Linked DNA regions of Homo sapiens: region 2 is linked to region 1. The links are chromatin loops, found by intact Hi-C in ENCODE. Cell type or tissue: heart right ventricle. All regions are shown on one strand. Links, peaks and the distances in the headings refer to the core of each region. The heading gives the core; the rest is flanking DNA. Region 1 overlaps APP (amyloid beta precursor protein). Region 2 overlaps APP (amyloid beta precursor protein).

Region 1 (11,241 bases), core at 1,718-9,717:
CTACTCTCGCCCGGGTTGTAGCATGCTTGCTAATGATGTCAAGAGAACTAGTGTCAGCACTGACCATAGATGTGACAGGTAACAGCCTGTTATTTTGTGCCCCATGTCATGGCAGCCATTGATTCCGAGGTGTTTGATACACACTTTGATAGAGGCAGAGTGAAGCAGGACATGGACAAGCATCTTTCCGTGTAGTTTAATGGTCTCAATCTAGAAAGCCCACTCAGATAATTAGGTTGCTTAAAATGTGATGAGACTAGGGAATAGAGCCATATAGAAGTGTGTGTGAGAGAGAATTCAGTGGTTTAGTATATTCACAAAGATACACATTTGACACCAGCCTGGGCAACATAGTGAGAACCTGGCTTTACCAATTAAAAAAAAATAGAATAGCAGAAGTAATCAGTGAAAGGCATTTTAATACAATTATATCTAGATTTATTAAAAATAAAATTTTAGTCCAATTTAATTAAAGGCCAGAAACTAGATTTTTAAAGAATATTAGTCTTTCTCATATTTTCCCCAAATCAGTTGCTTTAAAAAAAAAAAAGTGTGCAGATGCCTCAGGCACAATAACTGTACTCAACTCAAGAATTTGCAATTAAGAAAAAAAAAAATCAAACCTCAAAGAAGAAATCCAGCAACTCAGAGGTTCAGGTTCATTTAAACATGCATACATTTACATGGGCACACTTTTTTTGTTTTGTTTTGTTTTTAAGATGGAGTTTTTGTTTGTCGCCCAGGCTGGAGTGCAATGGCGCGATCTCGGCTCACTGCAACCTCTGCCTCCCGGGTTCAAGTGAGTCTCCTCTCTCAGCCTCCTGAGTAGCTGGGATTACAGGCGCACACAACCGCGCCTGGCTAACTGTTGTATTTTTAGTAGAGACAGGTTTTCACCATGTTGGCCAGGCTGGTCTTGAACTCCTGACCTCAGGTGATCCACCTGCCTTGGCCTCCTAAAGTGCTAGCATTACAGGTGTGAGCCACTGCACCAGCTGGGTGCACCTTTTTGTTTGTTTGTTTTGTTTTGTTTTGTTTTGTTTTGTTTTGTTTTGTTGACATGGAGTCTCAGTCACCCAGGCTGGGATTCAGTGGCACGATCTTGGCTCACTGCAACCTCCGTCTCCCAGGTTCAAGCAATTCTCAATTCTCCTGCCTCAGCTTCCCAAGTAGCTGGGACTACAGGTGTGTGCAACCACACCTGGCTAATTTTTGTATTTTTGGTAGAGATGGGTTTCACCACGTTGGCCAGACTGGTCTCGAACTTCTGACCTCAGGTGATTCACCCACCTTGGCCTCCCAAAGTGCTGGGTTACTGGTTTGAGCCACCACACCCAACCGGGCACACGTTTTTAGCCAAGCCATAGGTCTGATTAAGTACAGTCAGATTCCTTGAGCAGGTTACAAAGCTGTGGATTTGAATGGAGATCTTTAGTTCCCTTGCAGAACAATGAGTTTCCAAAAGCAGAGTGGCTTACAGCCTAACCAGCTGCTTCTCTCAGCCTTTAACCATTTTGCCCTCCTGAAAATTCATCTTTGGTTTCCAACCACCTCTTCCAATATGCCTGACTTTTTGTGATTCTGTTAGTAGAAGAGTAAAAAGTCAAGGGGAGGCAAGAATGAATGAATCTCATATAAAAATGATGCTCAAGAGAATCCCTTAATTTTCAAGACAGCAGCCCAAATTGTAAACATTGAGACTTTTACAGTGTTAAAAAAAAAAAAGTGTTTACAGGCCAGGCATGGTATCTCACACCTGTTATCCCAGCACTTTGGGAAGCTGAGGCAGGATGATCGCCTGACCCCAGGAGTTTGCAAGCAGCCTGGGCCCCATAGGGAGACCAAAAAAAAAAATTGTTGTTTTGGCTGTAGTGTCACAGGCTTATAGTCCCAGCTACTCAGGAGGCTGAGGTGGGAGGGTCGCTGGAGCCCAGGTGAGGTCAAGCCTGCAGTGAGCCGTGATCACACCACCACACTCCAGCCTTGGTGACAGTGAGACCCTGTCCAAAAAAAAAAAAGATTAAGGCAGAGGAAATGTTAAAGGTTACGCTATATTTAGTTGATAATAATGGTAAGACTGTTCAGGTGTTTTAACTATGAGAGTAGGGTTGCCTCTTTCTTAAATTTATATATGTTCTTATTGGGTATAATTTCTAGACAGAATATGCAAGTATCACAGAATATGGATGGCAATTTTATGTTGCTTGCACGTGACTTTAGGTTCTTATGTTTCATGATAGGAGCAAAGAAAAGTCTTGCTTGCCAATTCTTATGATTGCATCTGTTCTGGAAATTTACTAGCATTTGTTACCCAGGATTTCTGAAGTGCTGGTGACTGCTGCCCAGTAGTCTTGGTGGGCAAAGTTACTAAAATGCATCACGAATCCTTCTGGTGTTTGCTTGGGCTATGGCAGGGTTTCTGGACCTTAGTACTATTGATGTTTTGGGCCAGATAATTGTTGCGGATGATTGTCCTGTGCATTGTAGGATGTTTAGCTGCATCACTAGCCTCTACTCGATGCCAGCAGCACCCCCAAGTGATGACAATCAAAAATGTCCCCTGGGAGGAGTAGGGGATAGACTCTCTCTGGTTGCAAAACACTGGGCTATGGTGTTGAGATCTGCAGTGATGAGCAGCTTTAGATATGTGAACAGAAGCCCAGGCGTGGTGGCTCACACTTGTAACCCCAGCACTTTGGGAGGCTGAGGTGGGCGGATTACTTGAGATCAGGAGTTTGAGGCCAACCTGGCCAACATGGTGAAACCCCGTCTCTACTAAAAATATAAAAATTAGCCGGGCATGATGATGGGTGCCTATAATCCCAGCTACTTGGGAGGCTGAGGCAAAGAAATCACTTGAACCTGGGAGGTTGAGGTTGCAGTGAGCTGAGATCGTGCCATTGCACTCCAGTCTCGGCAGACAGACTGAGATGCCGTCTCAAAAATAAATAAATAAAAATAAAAAAGTGAACAGAGAAATACCCGTGCAATACTGTGTCTCATCCCCCAAAGACGGAGTCTTGCTGTCGCCCAGGCTGGAGTGCAGTGACACGATCTCAGTTCACTGCAATCTCTGCCTCCATGGTTCAAGCGATTCACCTGCCTCTGTCTCCGAGTACCTGGGATTACAGGTGTGCCTCACCAAGACCAGCTAAGTTTTGTGTGTTTTTTTTGTTTTGTTGTTTTTTGCTTTTTTTTTTTTTTTTTTTTTTGAGACGAAGTCTCACTCTGTCACCCAGGCTGGAAGGCAGTGGCACAGTCTTGGCTCACTGCAACCTCTGCTGCCCAGGTTCAAGCGATTCTCTTGCCTCAGCCTCCCAAGTAGCTGGGATTACAGGCACCTGCCACTGCGCCCGGCTAATATATTTTTTTTTTTTGTAGTTTTAGTAGAGACAGGGTTTCACCATGTTAGCCAGGCTGATCTTGAACTGCTGACCTCAAGTGATCCATCCATCTCGGCCTCCCAAAGTGCTGGGTTTACAGGCATGAGCCACCAAGCCCGGCTGGTCTCATTTTAATGTAAGCTCTAACTTCTGTATCACTGCTTTGCACATTGTAGATAACCAGTGAACATTTTTTATTGTATAAGAAAAAGTAAAATAAACAAAAATATGCCAAAGCAAATATGATAAATACACATTTAGTAAGGTAAAAGCAAGTATTTGATAAAATGTGTAATGTAGTCTAGTAGCTTTATTTAGAAACAGAAAACAACATAAAATGTTGACTTGAAACATTGCGTATGCATATTTGCCATGTAGACAGTGAGATATGGAGGTAAACTGCTTTCCTAGTTTTGTTTTGTTTTTTTTTTTTTTTGTTCAAAAGGAATTCACTCTCCCCTTGTCCACTGTTATAAAATAGCAAATGGTGATTAGCATCTGTGCTGTAACCAGAGACACTGCTGTTCCCAGCTGGAATCTGTAGGTTCTTTGCCTGCTAGAGATTGTGACAAGAAGCCAGTTAACATGGAGAGGTGTACATGTCAGTCTTCCCCAGAAAAGGACATGAAACAGTAGGACCATCCTTCCAACCCATGACCTACATCTAGAGGCATTCTTTTTTTCTTTTTTTTTTTTTAAACCGGAACAGAAATATCATCTAATTCTTTCTTTACAGAGAAGTGGTATAAGGAAGTACATTCTGGCCAGGCACGATGGCTCATGCTGTAATCCCAGCACTTTGGGAGGCCGAGGTGGGTGCATCACCTGAGGTCAGGAGTTTGAGACCAGCCTGGCCAACATGGTGAAACCCCTCGCTACTAAAAATACAAAAATTAGCCGGGCGTGGTGGCACACACCTGTGGTCCCAGCTACTCGGGAGGCTGAAGCAGGAGAATCGCTTGAACCCGGGAGACGGAGGTTGCAGTAAGCCGAGTTCACTCCATTGTACTCTAGCCTGGGTGACAGAGCGAGATTCGTCTCAAAAAAAAAAAAAGAAAAGAAAAGAAAAAGGAAGTATATTCTAAGCCCTTGAATTGATCTTGGCTTTCTTCATTATTTTTACAAGTAAAAATAAAAACTTTGATATTTCTGATGTTCTGGGATATTATAGGAATGATACCACTTGAATTCAGCTTTCTAAGAAGTCTGGTATTTCAATAGTCTTAATATGAGTAAGAAAATTATGATCTTGGTACTGGATCTAAGGCAGAGGTATCGAAGCTGTTTTAATGTTGCTTGAGATAGGACAGAACTTCAGAGTAAAATAAATGTGTATAGACAATCTGTTCAATCTGTTCAAATTAAGTTGTTGAGCTGTATATTTGAATCTTAAGACTACTAATTTTGTTGTATCTGTCTTTTCCCAAATATATGTGTACTTCTTTTAATAAGCCAAAACCTATGCAACTTTTACTAATTCTTCCCTAACTACTTCTTTTGGAAAATGATTAAATCTTATGTCTCACGTTTTGACATATCTATTGCATTTAAAAGATAAGGTTGATCATGCTGCTTCTCAAACTGAGATATCCATTCGAGTTATCCAAGGCCCTTGGAAAACAATCGTTGTTGAGTCTGTATGGGGGGCCTGAGTCCCAGGTGGTGTTGACTCTGCTGGTCCATGATCCTATTTTGAGTAGTAGACTCTAGTAGCGTCTCCTGCCTTCCATATGGTGCAGATTTGCAGCATTGAGACAGGAAGTAAGAAACTGAAAAGGAAAACCATTCTTACCTTTGGTGTTATTGTTCTTGGTATATTACAGATACCAACAAGTATGAGGCAATCCTGAGACATCTACCTACTGAGCTTTTCTTTCCTTAAATTCACACCTCAAGACCAAGGAAACCGAAAAACTCTTACAGTCTCCCTACATGTGTTCACTTGTGCCCCTATTTCCTGTCATTAACATGGTAGTGTAGCCAACTCCTGCTAGCCTGTAAAAGCTAATTATTACAGTATAGAGGAATTTTGTAAGCCATAGCCATTAGTAGCTTGAAATACCAATGGTGGGAGTATTTATACCATGGCAGTTGGCATACACTGTAACTCAAGAGTGTTCTATTTGTTTGTTTTTCTAGACAGTGCCAGTTTCCCAGCATACTCCTGTCTCTCATTCAGTAAGAAAAAGCACTTCCCCTTATTTTCCAATACAGGACATGATATCCCGAGTTTTGAGCTTCTTGTTAATAGCCTGTTGCACGCTAACCACGCAGCTCAGTGAAGAGCAAGTTTATTCCCATAACAAACAGGAAACAAAGGTTGAGGAAAAACCACAGTGGTACCCTTTTGTGAGTGTTCCCTAACACCGTCACGGGAGTCCTGATTAGTCTAAATACTTTACAAGTAAATCTCCTTCAGGTGGCATTTTATAAACAATCTTTCATCATGGAGAGATGAGAATTGGGTCAGGTATAATTAGAATGACAGATGTATTGGCTAGCCTGAGAGAATTAACGCAATTCAGTAAAAAGGCTAGCCAACTGCGGATATCTTCTAGTTACTTCCGTGACAAATTAGCACCATCCTCTTGTACTGAAGCAGTGCTTTCATTAGCATGCACAGCTGTTTGCATCATCTTTGTTTGTATTTCAATCCATATTTGGAGCTTAAGTGAGATTTGTCATAAGACTTCAGTTCAAGCTTGCTTGCCTAATTTTACATGCTTCTATTTAGTAAAATATGATTACTAGGTCATAAATATTTGATAATTTATTGCCTTATTAGAGTAATTTTCTAAACATGTTTTTTGACGACTGCTTGCCACTACGTACAAGCACTTGAAAAATGTTCTTTTCTATTAAAAGTACATGGTTCCAGAATTGGGAAAATCACGTTCTTAAAAAATAACCAGTTTTCTATTGTGTTGGCTTTTAAAATTTTTTCATCAGTAGAATCAAATGCAAATATTGTCTGCTTATTTTTCAACAGAATACAAGTTTGATTTTAATAACTTAGGCTCATGAAATGTCACCACGTAGTAATACTTAGAATTACAGCAATAACTTAGGCTAAAAAAATAAAGTTGTTATGAACTACATTGAGCTCAGACAGATATATGTATTATGTAAACATTTATATAAAATGTATATAAATTGTATATTGTATTATATAATTATATATTGTAATATATAGTATATAATATATAATTTATAAATATAATACATAAATTATATTTATAAATTATAAAGTTTTTATATAATATATTATAATCTAATATATTATAATTATATTTATAAATTATAACGTTTATTTGAAATATTGAAGTTTTGTATACTTAGTGGATTTTAATATTTATGTCGTTTTCATTTTATTCCACTGTTACATTAAGGAAGTAACTTATTACAAAAATAAATTATATTTGTCTTACATTTGCCCTTTTTACTCTACTTAAAATTGGAGAAAAAGAGTTCAAGATAGGGAATTTCTGTCAGAAAGGAGAAATAGTTGTATTATGTGAAGTTTAAGTAGATATTCTTGTAGAGTATGGAGAAAATAATGCTATAAAATGTTGCCTTTTAAAAAAAAGTTCAGAAAATATAGTTCCTAGCTCTCTCTAAATGACTAGTTTGATTGTGACTGCTTTCCCAAAATTTGTAAATTTAAAATTTATACATCACATGGAATATAGTTTTATTTCACATACATTCCAGTAGGCTGAGAATACTTGAAATTCAATGATTAAAAATGAAATAATAATAACCAGCTTTGCTTTATTCTAAAACCAGCTTTATTCTTTATTTACCACTTTATTTACAGCGAATTATTTGCTAATCTGTTAACTTTGCTTCATAAGAAGGCATTATAATTATCGTACATTTGAAAGTGGAGATTTTCTCCCCATTCTGGTTGCCAGTTTCACAACTGTGTTCATTCTAAATTTATTAAAATATGTAAAATCAGCTTTCTAACCTTGGTTGTCCACAAAGAATTTCACTCCAATTTGAAATATCTATTCAGAACTAATTTTTTGTGGTTGAGCATTATTTTTTGAACAATGAATTGCATAATCATTTTGTATAATCCAGGGAGCTCTGGCTTAGATTCTGTATTATTTTGTGTTATACTGATTTTTAGAAAATGGAATGTAGCGTTGACACGAGCACAAATCTCAGCAAGGGCCTACCTTACAAAGATAAAATGCGTGGAGTTTTATTAGAAGCACATGATTTTGCTTTGTGTTTCGTATACACCAGCATTTCAGTGTAGTAAATGGCATTTTGTCTTGAAGAGTGAGCAGAGTTGTTACAAAAGAAGGCATAATGCTTCCTTGCCAGCAGAATTCAGATAAGTGAATATCAGAAAAGCTATTTGTGATCTTGAAAGTGTAAGAAATTCAACATCAATAAAGGATTGTGGTTCCTTAGATAGCCATGTAAGTCTTTGCCTATGTTTCTAACATTTCTCTTTAGGAAATATTCTTGCTTTTATTTTTCTGAACAAATTTTCTCCATTATTATCTCTGATATTTACTTTGAACAGAAAGGTGGATTGGAAATCAAAAAATAAGTTTGATTTCAAAAATGATTTCAAAATGTTAGTTTTCTCAGTATTTTACATTTTGAGAAGAGAACAAAGAAGGCAGATGAAGAGTTTTTTGTTTTTTCTTAAATTTGTTTTCTTTTCAACTTTATTTTTAATTGACATAATAATTACATATAGTATACATTTTGAAGATACGGTTTTAATTTTCACAGGAATCTTATTTGGGTTTAGTTATATAAGGTCTAATTTTGCATCCTCTACATTTAGTGGCTGATTTATAAATTTCCACTGAGTGATAATAGTAATTAATGTGAAACAGGTTTTTTGCTGATGTTTTTAGAAGTTTCAGTAGATTAGGAAGGAAGAAATTATGCTATTGAGAAAAATAGAAAATGTAAACATAAGCATTTGAACTCTCTCTTGAGATATTTTTATCTTCCATGAAACTAGATGCGGCTTATTGAAGATGTGTTTCAGGTCTCAGTGCTCTAAAACTCTTCTACTTGGTGAGCATCTTGATTGGTTAGATCTCTTACTAATATCCCATTGCTAGAGAGGGATGTAAAGGAAATTTTCTCAAACTGAGATTTCCAAATCTTCCAATCTCTGAGTCAAGTAAAGAGACAAGGTTAGAACTCTTAGGCAAACTGAAAAATCAATATTCCTATATTATCATTATTTTTTTCTTTTTTTGACACCAAGTCTCACTCTGTCGCCCAGGCTGGAGTGCAGTGGCACTATTTTGGCTCACTGCAATGTACGCTTCCCAGGTTCAAGTGATTCCAGTGCTTCGGCCTCGCGAGTAGGTGAGATTATATGTGCACGCCACCATGCCCAGCTAATTTTTGTATTTTTAGTAGAGACAGGGTTTCGCCATGTTGACTACGTTGGTCTTGAACTCCTGACCTCAGGTGATCTGCCCACCTCGGCCTCCCAAAGTGCTGGGATTACAGGCTTGAGCCACCATGCCTGGCTTCCTATATTCATTTTTTTATGTGGGCTTTTTAAAATCTTTTCAATAGCAAAGACTTGACACCAACCCAAATGTCCATCAATGATAGACTGGATTAAGAAAATGTGGCACATATACACCATGAAATACTATGCAGCCATAAAAAAGGATGAGTTCACGTCCTTTGTAGGGACATGGATGAAGCTGGAAACCATCATTCTCAGCAGACTATCACAAGGACAGAAAACCAAACTCTGCATGTTCTCACTCATAGGTGGAAATTGAACAATGAGAACACTTGGACACAGGGCGGGGAACATCACACACCAGGGCCTGTTGGGGGGGTGGGGGGTTGGGGGAGGGAAAGCATCAGGAGAAATACCTAATGTAAATGACGAGTTTATGGGTGCAGCAAACAACATGGCACATGTATACCTATGTAACAAACCTGCACGTTGTGCACATGTACCCTAGAACTTAAAGTATAATAAAAAAGAAAAAAAATTAAAAATCTTTTCTTTGAGACAATTGTAGATTTACATGCAGTTGAAAGAATTAATAGAGGCCGGGCGCGGTGCCTCACGCCTGTAATCCCAGCACTTTGGGAGGCCAAGGCAGGCGGATCATGAGGTCAGGAGATCGAGACCATCCTGGCTAACACAGAGAAACCCCGTGTCTACTAAAAAATCGAAAAAAATTAGCCGGTGTGTGGCGGGTGCTTGTAATCCCAGCTACTCAGGAGGCTGAGGCAGGAGAATGGCGTGAACCTGGGAGGCGGAGCTTGGCGAAGCCTGCAGTGAGTGGAGATAGTGCCACTGCATTCCAGCCTGGGCAACAGAGCGAGACTCTGTCTCAAAAAAAAAAAAAAAAAAAAAAAAAGAATTAATACAAAGAGACCCTGCATAGTCTTCACTCAGTACAGTATCACAACTATTAAATTGACATTAATCCCTTAACACTGCTTTAACCCAAGTCTATGCTGCTGCTTCTCCGTGTTCACTTCTGAGAGGCACTGGCCATTTCTTGTGTGCTTATTCATACTTTGTGTAAAAGCATTAGCATCATACATCGCTGGTGCTGACCCTACCCTCAGTCCCAGCTTCTCCCAGAGTAGGCTAAGATTCTCTTTTCTACTACATGGAAAATTGTTCTGGAATAATAAAGGGTTAGCAAAAAAGTCAGAGAAAACAAACAGTTGCATTCCCTTTCCCTGTAGTAGAGTAGGAATATAATTATGAGTGATAGAGGATACGTTCCATTCCTTTCCCAGTCCTCTCCGAAGTCAGCTTCACTGCTGTAGGAAGTTGCTGTTCTCATTATTTCCCTGAGGGAAAGTGTTGGGAAGTGAGAGTTGAGGTGATGGGGAATCAGGGTTGCTGACAATTGGGGGAATTATAACGAGAAGCTCTTTTTCACCAGGAGAGGGGTTGCATGTTAAGAGAAGGCCTATCTGCTCATCCTCCATGTCAGCAGATGAGAACCAGTTGGACAAGGTAGCTGTCTCTTAGAGATTGAGAAGTAACAAAAGCACACTGTCAGTCCTGTTCTTCCAGCCTCACGTACATCTTCTCCATACATTATGTATTTGACATTAAATTAACATACACTGTTACACCCATTCCTGACCGCATTATCTCAGGTAGCCTTTTGTATTTGAGTATTGTGGGATCTGTTGCTATTGCCCATGATGCCCACTTGGACTCCACCAAGGCAGTGAAACTCTTGGGGGCCGTTCAAAGTCAAGAGTGCCAACTGCCCCTAACAGGATTGGGAGAACCAACCAACACTCCCCGAATAGGGACTAACTCACTCTTTTCTTGGCCTTTATGAAAGGAAGGAGTTAAGGCTCTTACAGCTGGAGACTCCAGCAAGAGTTGTAGGCTCAACGTGTAGCTTATACTATTTACTTAATTAACATGTAAATGGATTTTGAGTTCTGAATGCTTGTTCTAGTTGATTAGGGCTCATTTAGCCTGGCTTCTACGAATTAGCTATAACAAATGGTTTCATAGCTGTTATAGAATGAGGCAGAAGAAAATAAAATGAATGTAGCATTATGTTTAATTAGTGGTATAGGAAAATGTTAATATAATGCCATTTAGATTCTGGACTGGGGAGATTGTGCCTTTATCATAAGTAAGAAATTGTTGCTAGGTTTCACATAAGGGCACATAGTTATCATGAATCATCTCCTTCGATCATCATTCTTTTATCCCATTACTTGACTTGCACCCATCCAAAATTCTACCACTTTTATTTAATATATAGACTCATAAAGACAAGGTTTGTGCATCTGCAGAGCTGTGATGTTCACTGCGAGGCCCGTGGCACACATCTATAAGAAGACACATATTTGGTACTCT
Region 2 (11,241 bases), core at 2,085-10,084, 150 kb before region 1:
CTAGATGGAATAATACTGGTCCTGACTGAGGAAATGAAAAGGAACATGCAAGTTCACGAGGTTAAATGAGGAATGGCTGATTCAAAAAAATTAAAAAGAAATAACGTGATCAACAATATTGGTTTGAAGGAATGGGAGAGGTTGTCTTTATGTTAAGTCTTGTTGCTAGAGGATCTCTATTTTATGTTACTGTTTTTTGCATACTAGAGTCTTCTACAGATATTTGTATGAATGTTGTCAGTCATTCTGGAAATAAGCATAGCTATTACTTGCATTTCACGTGGCCACTAAACTATCAGTGAGAAGTGCATTAAATTCAGTAGAAATGTACATTGTTTCTGCAAATTGTATTACCTTGAGAATCTTACAAAGCATCTTTCATTAATACATTTCTTTTAAAATCTCTATCAATTACAAATGTAAAGATAAACCTGTACAGATGCATTTTAAATTTAAAGCTTCCAGAATGTAAGGTTTAGTTCGACTGCATACCTCATTACCTCCCCTTCCCTCCTCCCTCCCCTTACTCCCAGGAAGTTTGCAGGGTAAATAAAACATGCACATGATAATAAAACAAAGTGGAATGTACTAAAATACCAAAAGGAAAATACAGATTAGGTATACTGAGTAAATATGTTACAGAGAAAACTTCCTGTATTTAAAAAGTAAGGAACAATGGGATGAGATCATAGATAATCCTGGAGCATTTCCTGGTAGTAAATTTCCAGCCAGGTTTATATCCCAGGTCTGGGGATTGGAGGTTAAGTTTCTGCATATACAATATTTGTTTACATTCCTCTCTGCCTCTACCAGACAGACAGACAGACACACACACACACACACACACACACCCTCTGTCTCTTTCTCTCTCTTTCTCTCTCTCTCTCTCTCTCTCTCTCTCTCTCTCACTTGAGTGACAGATGCTGGTGCAGGGTATTCTCAACAGGAGTAGGGAATTTGAAATAAGGAGTTGAGAGGTCAAAGGTAAGGGGCTGAATGCAGGACCAGAGAGCTTCAGTAGCATCTTGATGGGCAGAGTATGAGATGAACAGTGGCAACGAGGAGGATAGGGAAAAATCACATTTTCTGTTTGTGTTTTGTTTTTGTCTGGTGGTTTTCAACCTCTCTCTGTTTCACTTGACTATGCTTGATTATGAAATCTTTTTTTTTTCTTTTTTTAATTTAAAGATCTCAACTGGCTTTGTTGTGATTCTACATTCAGGCAACACTATTCTGTAAAATAGTATAAATGTTCCGATGAGTTGAACAGAGGAGATTGGCTTTGTAGACAGAAAAGGGCTGAAGAAAACAGAAATAAAAAAATCTTTTCCTTTTCATAGTGAGAGCTCAGATGCAAATGTATGGAGTGGGGATGGATGGGAAATGCCGTCTTTTGCAAACCCTTGGAAACGCTGTCACCCTGTGGGTCTCACAGCCAGTGTACAGATAACACCCTCATCTGTACACAGAAGACAGAAGGTGGCAGGGGAAGGAATGAGCACACCCCAGAATGAGTAGCAAGTTTAATCAATAAAATATGTATTTCTTTTTTTATTGTTGTATAAGAAGAAAAGCAGACAGAACTCAAACCCTGAAGCTGATTTTGCAAGTGAAAAGCTTAGTAAAGGGGGAAATGTTATGTAACTATTTTTTCAGTTTAGTGTGGATGGCTTAAGAAATAATCATTACTGTGAGGACACTAGTATTTTTCTTGGAAAAAAAAGTTTGGCAAATTTTCCTCTTTAGATTAATCTTGGTTATAGATTATTATTATGCTTGAGTGGTACCTCTTCAGAAGTAGAAATCTGGCAAAAACTGGAGTACAATGATTGCTCTAGGAATAAATTCACATATTTAAATTTAAAAGCCTGGATATGTGCATCAATTAATAGCTTTATGAAACAGGGATGCTTAGTAGATTAGCTAGCTGAGTATTCAGAGAGGGCCACAGAAGTCTCAGGTTCACATGTATTAAATCTGCTGAAATAGAAACCTAAGAGATCATTTTATTTAGGTTTATTTTGTGTGGCTACATGTTGAAGAAACATGCAATAGAGATTTAGCTTGAACCTTGCGAGACTCACAGTATCTTACGAAAGAAGATAGTTAAAATGGGGAAGATGAGAGGTTTTTAAAAATGTCACCTCTGTAGAACGAACCAGAGTTGTTCTCAATTTATAATGTTGAATTTGATGCCAGGCGTGATGTTAGGCCAATAACACTGAGTCATTGAGTGTTTCTCAGGTATGTAGAGAAGGCAGCATTGCACACTAATCAGGAGAGTTTAGACCAGGGCAGGAATGCATGGGCATAAATTCTGTCTTTGTTTCTTTTGAGCTAGTGACCATGGGCAAGTTTCTGTGCCTCAGTTTTTTCCTTTGTAAAATGGGATGAGTACTTCTAGTTATTGAGGATCGAATTAATATCTTTGTTAAATGCTTGAAACAGTGTGTGAGTTAATATATATGTAACCTGATGGCATAGCATAAGCACTGTGTGTTAGTTGCTGCTATGTATGGTGATGATGTTGATGTACAATGGGTATATGTAAGTTTCCTGCATAGTTGAAAGTTAAAAATCTAGATGATGTTTCACTTATTGACAAATTACTTATTGGCCAATTAAGACTATTGCAGGAAATTGACAGATTGTTGTCTATGAGTTTGATCTAAATTTAAAAAGCACATGGTATCTCAGATACAATTTTTAGAATACATGTTATAAAATTTCATTTATTAAATATGTATTGTGTATTTCAATTGGTTTTTTGAAAAATGAAAATAATTCATGCTCATTGAAAAATTTAAAACAGTACAGAAATGTGCAAAAAGCATAAGCATTTTTTACACAAATGGGAAATACCTAGTTTTTTTTTTTCTTTTTTTCCACATAACATGGATGTAGACCTTTTTTTTTTTTTTTTGAGACAGAATCTCCCTCTGTCACCCAGGCTGGAGTGCAGTGGCGCGATCTCGGCTCACTGCAACCTCCGCCTCCTGGGTTCAAGCGATTCTCCTGCCTCAGCCTCCTGAGTAGCTGGGACTATGGGCACTCGCCACCATGCCCAGCTAATTTTTGTATTTTTTAAGTAGAGATGGGGTTTCACCATGTTGGCCAGGCTGGTCTCAAACTCCTGACCTCAAGTGATCTGCCCACCTCGGCCTCCCAGAGACCTATTTTTTAATGTTGTACACACTGGCAGCTTGCCACAGATGTCTAATATTGAGCAAGTTTATACACTGGCTTGATTATTAACTATTAGTTGGCTATCAGCTATGTGCAAGGAACTGTGAACAGACTTGGTTTAGTTTTCAGTAGAATCTTTGCTAGCAAAACGAATAAACAGGCTTTGCCAATCTGGGTAGAAATGGAAGATTTCAAATGCCAGCAAAAGAATTTTGGTCCTAATATGGAAGCTTGAAGTTATGTTCACCCAAGGACAGGGAAACCAAAAAGCAGATTGCTTGAGAATGCGGCATTTCTCTAGGAAATCAGTTTCAAAATAAAATGAATTTTTTGTTTTGTTTTGTTTTTGAGACGGAGTCTCGCCCTGTCGCCCAAGCTGGAATGCAGTGGTGCGATCTCAGCTCACTGCAATCTCCGCCTCTCAGGTTCAAGCGATTCTCCTGCCTCAGCCTCCCGAGTAGCTGGGATTACAGGCGTGTGCCACTATGCCCAGCTAATTTTTATATTTTTAGTAGAGACGGGGTTTCACTATGTTGGTCAGGCTGGTCTCAAACTCTTGACCTCGTGATCCGCCTGCCTCGGCCTCCCAAAGTGCTGCGATTACAGGCGTGAGCCACCGCGCCCAGCTGCAGTAAAGTGAATTTGTGTAACCAGCCATGTTATGGCTGTTACATCTTTAAAACTTTATAGTGATCTGCTGTTTAATTGAAATTATATATTTTTTTTAAAAATCAGCATATGTTGCTCAAAAATAAAAGGTTTTTAGCTTCAAAAGCAGGCCAAGGATATTTGAAAGCCTTGAGTGTATGAAACTGGTGATACTGTGGTTAAATGATGATGAACGCAGGGAAAAATCAAGAAGCAGAGTCCCAAAGAATTCACATGGGTTTTTGTTAACCAGCTCATGTAATTATAATTGTCCTGTCCAACTAAAGACAAGAAGACAAGAAGTGGGTTCACATACGAGGATGTGTAATGACAGAAGCCATATTTGTGATAAACATCCTGATTACAGTAGATACAGTGAGGAGTGATTAAGATGGTTCCAGAAGCAGGAGTGGAGGGTTCATGAGCAGGGATGAGGAATAAATAGGACAAACATTTTGGAAAAGGGAAAAGATGAATAAGCCTGTTTTGTAAATTAATGGATCCTGATGAATGAAGTGCAGTGATTCCTTAAGGTCTTATTAATGATGGACCCCAAACAGTGTTTGAATCTCTTAATTTCCAGATGGTTCCTTTTTTTCTTCACAAAGTCAGAAGGTTTTCTTATGAGAAATTTGATTCAACAAGAATAATTGTCACTTCTTTTGTTTTTTGGTGATTTTTTTTTTTTTTTTTTTTTTTTTTTTTGAGACTGAGTTTTACTGTGTCACCCAGGCTGGAGTGCAGTGGCGTGTCTTGGCTTACTGCAACCTCTGCCTCCCGGGTTCAAGCAATTCTCATGCCTCAGCCTCCTGAATAGCTGGGTTTACAGGCATGTGCCACCACGCCTGGCTAATTTTTGTTTTTGTTTTTTTTTTTTTTAGTAGAGACAGGGTTTCACTACATTGGCCAGGGTGGTCTCGAACTCCTGACTTCAAGTGATCCACCCACCTAGGCCTCCCAAAGTGCTGGGATAACAGGTGTGAGCCACTGCACCTGGCCAATTTTTTGGTGATTTTGATAGGAATTTTTTTTTTTGCCTGATGCTTTTTTTGAGAGAATCTAATAATTTGTCTCTTATTTAATAATTTGGCTTTCATTAGCTTCCAGAAAGCCACATACTGTCTTCATTGAAAAATGTAAGGCATCCTAGATGATACAGACTGATAAATTACTTTTCAGCCATAAAAGATACTTATGAGAATAAGAGATCTGTTGCATAAAGAAAAGTCATTTGTGTTAAGTGAAGAAATGCATTATTACTCTTGCTGCTTTGCTAAATTTCAAACATTGAATAACTAATATATTTTGACCCCCTGGAGATATTTTACAGGAAGAAAAATGAGAGGTTTAATCCTACTGTTGAGATAGACTTAACGTGTTTTAGACCTGCCCCTCATCCCAAGTTACTACAAACTCATTTGTTTAGTTTTTCCTTGTCTGTGTGCTCGTTATTTCACAGTAAAATTAGTGAGGCAACATAAATTTTATTTTTAAGAGAAAGTAAAGAAAATGGCTTTATCCATTAAAGGTTTATTCATCTTAAAAAAGGACTTGTTATATCTACTCCTACTATTGGATGAATTTTCAAAAGCATATTGATACTGTGTTTGGTTTTGTTTGTTTTCGGGACAAGTCCTCACTCTGTCACCCAGGCTGAAGTGCAGTGGTGTGATCTGTAGCCGTGGCCTCCTGGGCTGAAGCCATCTTCCTGCCCCAGCCTCCAGAGTAGCTGGGACTACAGGCATGTGCCACCACATCTGACTAATTTCTTAAATGTTTTGTAGAGATGGGGTCCCCACTATGTTGCCCAGGCTGATCTTGAACTCCTGGGCTCAAGCGATCCTCCTGCCTCGACCTTCCAAAGTGCTAGATTACAGGTGTGAGCTATTGTGCCTGGCCAATGTTGTTTTTATAAATATCATTACTCAGTTATTTTGTTTATAATTGAATTGATAGGCTCATAGAATAAAGATGGATAAGCACTGTTTCTTAACTGTATTTATTGATTTTTTTATCTTTCAAAAAAAAAATCCTCATCTACTTCAAAGATTAAGCCTTTAAAACCGATGCAAAGTTTTTGAAGTCTTAGCTTAAGTCTTCAGAGACTAACATTAAAACCCATCATATGAAAAGTGATATGTAGTAGCAAATATTCTCCATCCTGATGCTCTCAATTGCTTATTATGGTTTAACACAAATATAATTTTGTCATTACAGTAAATTAGTTTGAGGATATAACTGAAGAGTACCTAAGAAACTCCCATAGAAATGTGAAAATATGCAGACTAATTATTCTAAGAATAATTAATCATAGATACTTACATATTAAATTGATTAGCAATTTAAAATTAAAGCCAAATTTCTGTGGAAATTAGCTTATTTTCATACACAAAGAAACCTAGATTCTTAGGGGTACAACCAAGAAAGGGCCACTCCTTCATTTCACAAATATTTTCGAGGTCCTTGCCCCCAAGAGGGTAGACAGAATAAAAAGGAGGAAGGAAGTGACTTGGAAAAAATTAAGTTGGGTAAGGAATATAAGAGAATGCTACGTAGAAGGATGTGTGTTGTGAATGCAATAGTTTCTGTAGTATTGTCAAAGTTCTCTGATCATTTCAGTATGTGAAGGTAAACTTAGATAACTGGGGGAAGGAACTATATATTTACTACATTGTAAAAGAATAATTGTAGACAGAAGATCTACTTTGGGTGATTAAATGTTGAAAACAAGTGGTGGGAGAGAGAAGTTAGTGTTGATTGTGATCACACACTTTTCTATACAGTAATTTGTTTGATCACTCATGATAATGCCTTACATTTTGTATGTACTAAATAAATGAGTTCTCTAGAAATTCTATGTTGTGGTGATAAAGAATTACGTTCAGATTGAAGATTCGAACAGCTGTGCAACCTTCTCAACATTTAAGAAACTGCGAACAAGCATAGAAAGAAGATTAAAGCCTTTTAAATAAGATTCTTTTTTTTCAGCCTCTTTTTGGAACATTTTATTGTGAAAAGGTTTCATAAATACTGTCAATACATCACGTTCAGTCATTTGCAATTGTATTTCAAAAATTCAGTTGGCCTGCAAAAAGAAAAAATGCCTCATTTTTGAAATATTTCATCCATGCCCTGATTGATTGGGACACTTTCAATAGAGGGTGCCTAGACATAATTTTGTGTGAAGAAGTTAGTAGAGTTTGGAAAGAAAATGTGTATTGGAATTAAATTTAGTGGCATGAAAATGAAAATTTCTCTGTCATTGTCTTTTTTTTTGGCTCCTTTTTTGGCCATTTTACAGCTAGTGTTTAGTGTGACAAGGATCAAAATTGGCCCTTTAAAAAAATATATTGAATTCTATTACCTCTGTTATCTAAAAGAATTGTATTTTTCAATTTGAAGAGCTTGAAGCCAATACTACTATATACCATTAACTTGACAGGAATTGAAAATCTAATTGAGGTCATTATGATTAGCCTTGTATCTTGCTAGTATTTTCTCAATCTTATTTTGAATGTTTTGTGTCAAGTGTTAAATCCTCTTATACCACAGAATCCAGAAAATTTAAATGCAACAGAAGTAAAACGAATATAAAAATTCTATGGTTGTTGTGGAGGGGCGTTCTTGGCTAACCCATAGGGTGTTTGAATGTAAAGGCAGCTTACAGAACTGCTGCTAGTTGAATTGTGGAGGGTTTCACTTTTAAGAGTACATTTGAGACAAAATTGCAATTTTGGAATCACTTATTCCTGCTTGTTCAGTGAAATAGGAGAGGGGGGAATTCCTGAGGGAAGCTGGGAGATTTCCAGGTGATGATAGAGTAGCCATGTGAGTATTTGGCTGAAACAGAGTAGAAGCCACCTCTGTCTGTTGGACAGAGGTGGCCTTAACACTGAGTATCAATCAGCATGGCCATTAGAGCTGTCCAGGACAAACATAATGAATGTTGTGGTGGCAGAGAGGGTATACTTAAATGAACAAAATTGGAGGCTGACTTTCCTTGTTTCTTGGTAGTTCCTTTCTTCGTATTTGCTATTTGGATATTTCACTTCACTTTTGTGAGCTAGACTCAAAGGTTAAATTTATATCATTGTGAATTTTCTGGGTCATATTGTAGGGACACAGATGGGAAGCATCCCTTCAGTTTATTGAGAGTATTTCTTATGCGCATGTGTTTTTAATTGTATTTATTGATTTAATAAATAGCCGATGAGATGAGAAAAAAATATTAGTGTCTTGTTGTTGCAGAGAAAAAGACATTGGATGCATTCTTAGAATTTATTATCACATGCGAAGTTATTTAGATTTACAAAGCAATCTGACATGTTGACTTCATTGCTCGTTTGCTCATTTCTATCAGAGGTTGAACACAAAGCCAAGCCTAAGCCCGTGATTCTTCTGTGTGCAGATGAGGGGGAAGGTTTAATGCAGAATGTTTAGCTGAATATTTGGATTGTGCATTCCCCTTTTATGTCTCTACTGCAAGTTTTCTCAGGGCATTTGTGATTGACTTCTGTGATGTTGACATTTATTTGGAGTTAGATGTTTAAAAAATTACTAATTTATGGCCTGGTGCGGTGGCTTACACCTGTAATCCCAGCACTTTGGGAGGCCAAGGCGGGTGGATCACGAGGTCAGGAGATCCAGTCCATCCTGGCTAACATGGTGAAACCCTGTCTCCACTAAAAATACAACAAATTAACCGGGCGTGGTGACAGGCACCTGTAGTCCCAGCTACTCGGGAGGCTGAGGCAGGAGAATGGTGTGAACCTGGGAGGCAGAGCTTGCAGTGAGCCATCGTGCCACTGCACTCCAGCCTAGGCAACAGAGCGAGACTCCGTCTCAAAAAAAAAAAAAATTTACTATCTTATTGTTTCTCTCATTTTGAATTTGTGAAATTATTATTCATTTTATGGACATACTGCATGGATTCTGTGTTTCAGTTATGACAGGAGATCTAGAATCTGGGTGGGGCTGTGAGTAAATAGAAAGGTAACTCAGTCTGTGCCTTGAGGAATTCCGCAGTCCAGTGGAGGAAGAAAGAGACGGAGAAATAATTAGGTACAGTGTGCCAAAGGCTATAATAGAGGAGGTACAAACTCTTCCCAGAGAAGGCAGGCAGAATTTGAACTAGGTTTCAAGGATGTGTGAAGGTGAACTGGGGTGGGGAGGGCTTCCCAGACAGAAAAAACAGCGAGGGTGTAGAGTTTCAAAGGGGGAAGCCCAGGGGTATAATAAGTGAAGGAGACAGTGTGAAATTATAAATTTTGGATGCCCTTAATGAGTTTGAACTTCATTTTCTTAGAAATGGAGTACTTTTAAATGTTCCTAAAATGGGGACGAGGCATTGATATTCATGGTTCAGTTAGGTTTAGGAGCTTTTGTAGAAGTCCTTTTCAAGGTCTGCTTAATCTCATGGGCCAGATAGTGACACCTCGATGCAAGGGAGCATGTAAATGTGCTCTATTAGCTGGGAGCATTGCTATCAGAAATTACATTTCCGGCTCTCTTCTTAAGGGTAAAGGAGAGGTAGGATATTGAGTGGCAACTGGCATTCTGGGATGTAGAAGAAATACAGTACCATAAAGGGATAGAGGAAAATGGGTAGACTTAACGTTCTGAACCAAAGCTAAGATTCTCCGTGAGCGATTAGAGTAGGCTTTTGGGATTTGCTTACCTTCTCTTATCTGCTAGCCAGCCACACAGGAAGCACATCTTTGTGGAGTGACAGAGGAGGAGGTAGGAAATGCTTTCTCATTTTTATGGTAGAAACATCCAAGAGCTGAGCCTTCATTCTGGCTGAGAGAACTCTAGATGGTTCAGACTTGCATTCCTGGGAAGGCCTTCCAGCTAGAGTGATGGAACAAAGCAATGATTTCTGTGGCCCTGTGTGGACAGCAGTGGCAGTCAGTTTACTCTCCCTGTTGGTTAACTGTCTTTCGTTTGATCTAGAGACTTCCTCAAAACAATTTTGTTGTGCTTGTTCTTTGAAAGCAACAGCAGACAAAACAAGCTTTGAGGTTTTTAGAAAAGAGCTTGACACTGAGCACCTCTTTTGAGCTAGATCTGTCTGTCATGCTGAACCTGTTTTCTGTGGCTGCGTAGCTTTTCAAATCTGTTTATGCTTGCTGGTGTTATTGAAACAGAATGGGAAGATCTATGCAAAAAGGAACATTGATCTTAATAAATTTATGTCAGTAAGAATGGGACTGCCATTTTAAAATTTATTTTAATTCCTTACCTATTTTCTTGTTCAATTATTCTAAAAGTGATTAAATGAAGATACGTCACAGAAAGTATGCTTTGAAATCAAGATGTGGGGAAAACCTGTAGTTCTGAGTAGGCCTGATAGAATCATCATTGTTAGAGTATTTGGAGGTTTTGTAGTAGGGATTTTGTCTTCACTTAAATATTTAGTTGAAATATGTTCCAATAGTTTGACACATTACAGAATCTGTCTGAAAGAAATGTCTAAAATATGATTCCTCAGAAGCTGCTCTTGGTTTTACTTTCTGCTGTTGGTTTTACTTTCTAACATTTCATTTTGATCCCGCAGTTTTAAGAGTAATCAAAAAGGCCGGGCACGGTGGCTCACACCTGTAATCCCAGCACTTCGGGAGACTGAGGTGGGTGGATCACTTGAGGTCAGGAGTTCAAGGCCAGCCTGGCCAACATGGTGAAACCCCGTCTCTACAAAAAATACAAAAATCAGCCGAGCGTGGTGGTGCATGCCTGTAGTCTCAGTTACTCGGGAGGCTGAGACAGGAGAATCCCTTGAACCCAGGAGGCGGAGGTTGCAGTGAGCCGAGATCATACCACTGCATTCCAGCCTGGGCAACAGAGCCAGACTCTGTCTCAAAAAAAAAGAGTAATCAAAAAGCTACATTATTTAAATCTTGGCATGTCTTTAAAAAATGTTAAACTGTCAGGAAAATTATCACTTCTGGATACCACCTTCAGAAAAACACATGAAAATTTGTGCATGTCTCAAATAGTTGTTAATTTATGAAAAATTAGAAAGAGTGTTTGAATGTATATTTCTGTCATATTATATTGCTCATATTTTTAAATTATACTTTTTTTCACCCGTGAAGCCCATATAGTTAAGTTTGAAAATTTTAATTATATTAGAATTTGAAAATTAAATAAATCTCCTTTAATTCATGCATAATTTTCTAATAGTCATATAGTTTGTATTATATAATTTGAGAAACTTGGTTCTAAAAAAATTGTCTGCCAAAGAATGTATATTTCTGAATTCTGTTCTGCTTTCATACATCTGAAAATATTTGAGCTATCATAACTGGCTATGCTTCAAACCCAGTCTGAAATGGGTGACCTTTGCTGGCTTTGGATTGCAGAGCTGGGGGCTGTTGTTTGCTTTATCTGATTTAAAATAGTCAGTAG

The links. Hi-C counts contacts between places; a loop is a spot of excess contacts. Peaks named below come from ENCODE experiments on the same cell type or tissue, not always from the same donor. Only the 100,000 strongest peaks of a DNase experiment are listed, where the experiment ranks them.
Region 2: a loop joins it to region 1, with 3 times the contacts of the local background. A loop is called at or near these places in 17 of 110 quality-filtered maps.

The regions. Positions count from the first base shown.
Region 1 is chr21:26,002,792-26,014,032 of GRCh38, reverse strand. All of the region lies in intron 6 of APP (amyloid beta precursor protein), which reads left to right. Among named protein-coding and RNA genes, the nearest start is that of APP, 160 kb to the left of the region's middle. In heart right ventricle, for the core only: no CTCF peak of the experiment used is centred there; no DNase peak of the experiment used is centred there; H3K27ac peaks cover 1,391 bases.
Region 2 is chr21:26,156,538-26,167,778 of GRCh38, reverse strand. All of the region lies in intron 1 of APP (amyloid beta precursor protein), which reads left to right. It overlaps LOC124900466 (a long non-coding RNA gene), which reads left to right and starts at 10,640. Exons shown (of 2, transcript XR_007067829.1): 1 at 10,640-11,241. In heart right ventricle, for the core only: no CTCF peak of the experiment used is centred there; no DNase peak of the experiment used is centred there; H3K27ac peaks cover 229 bases.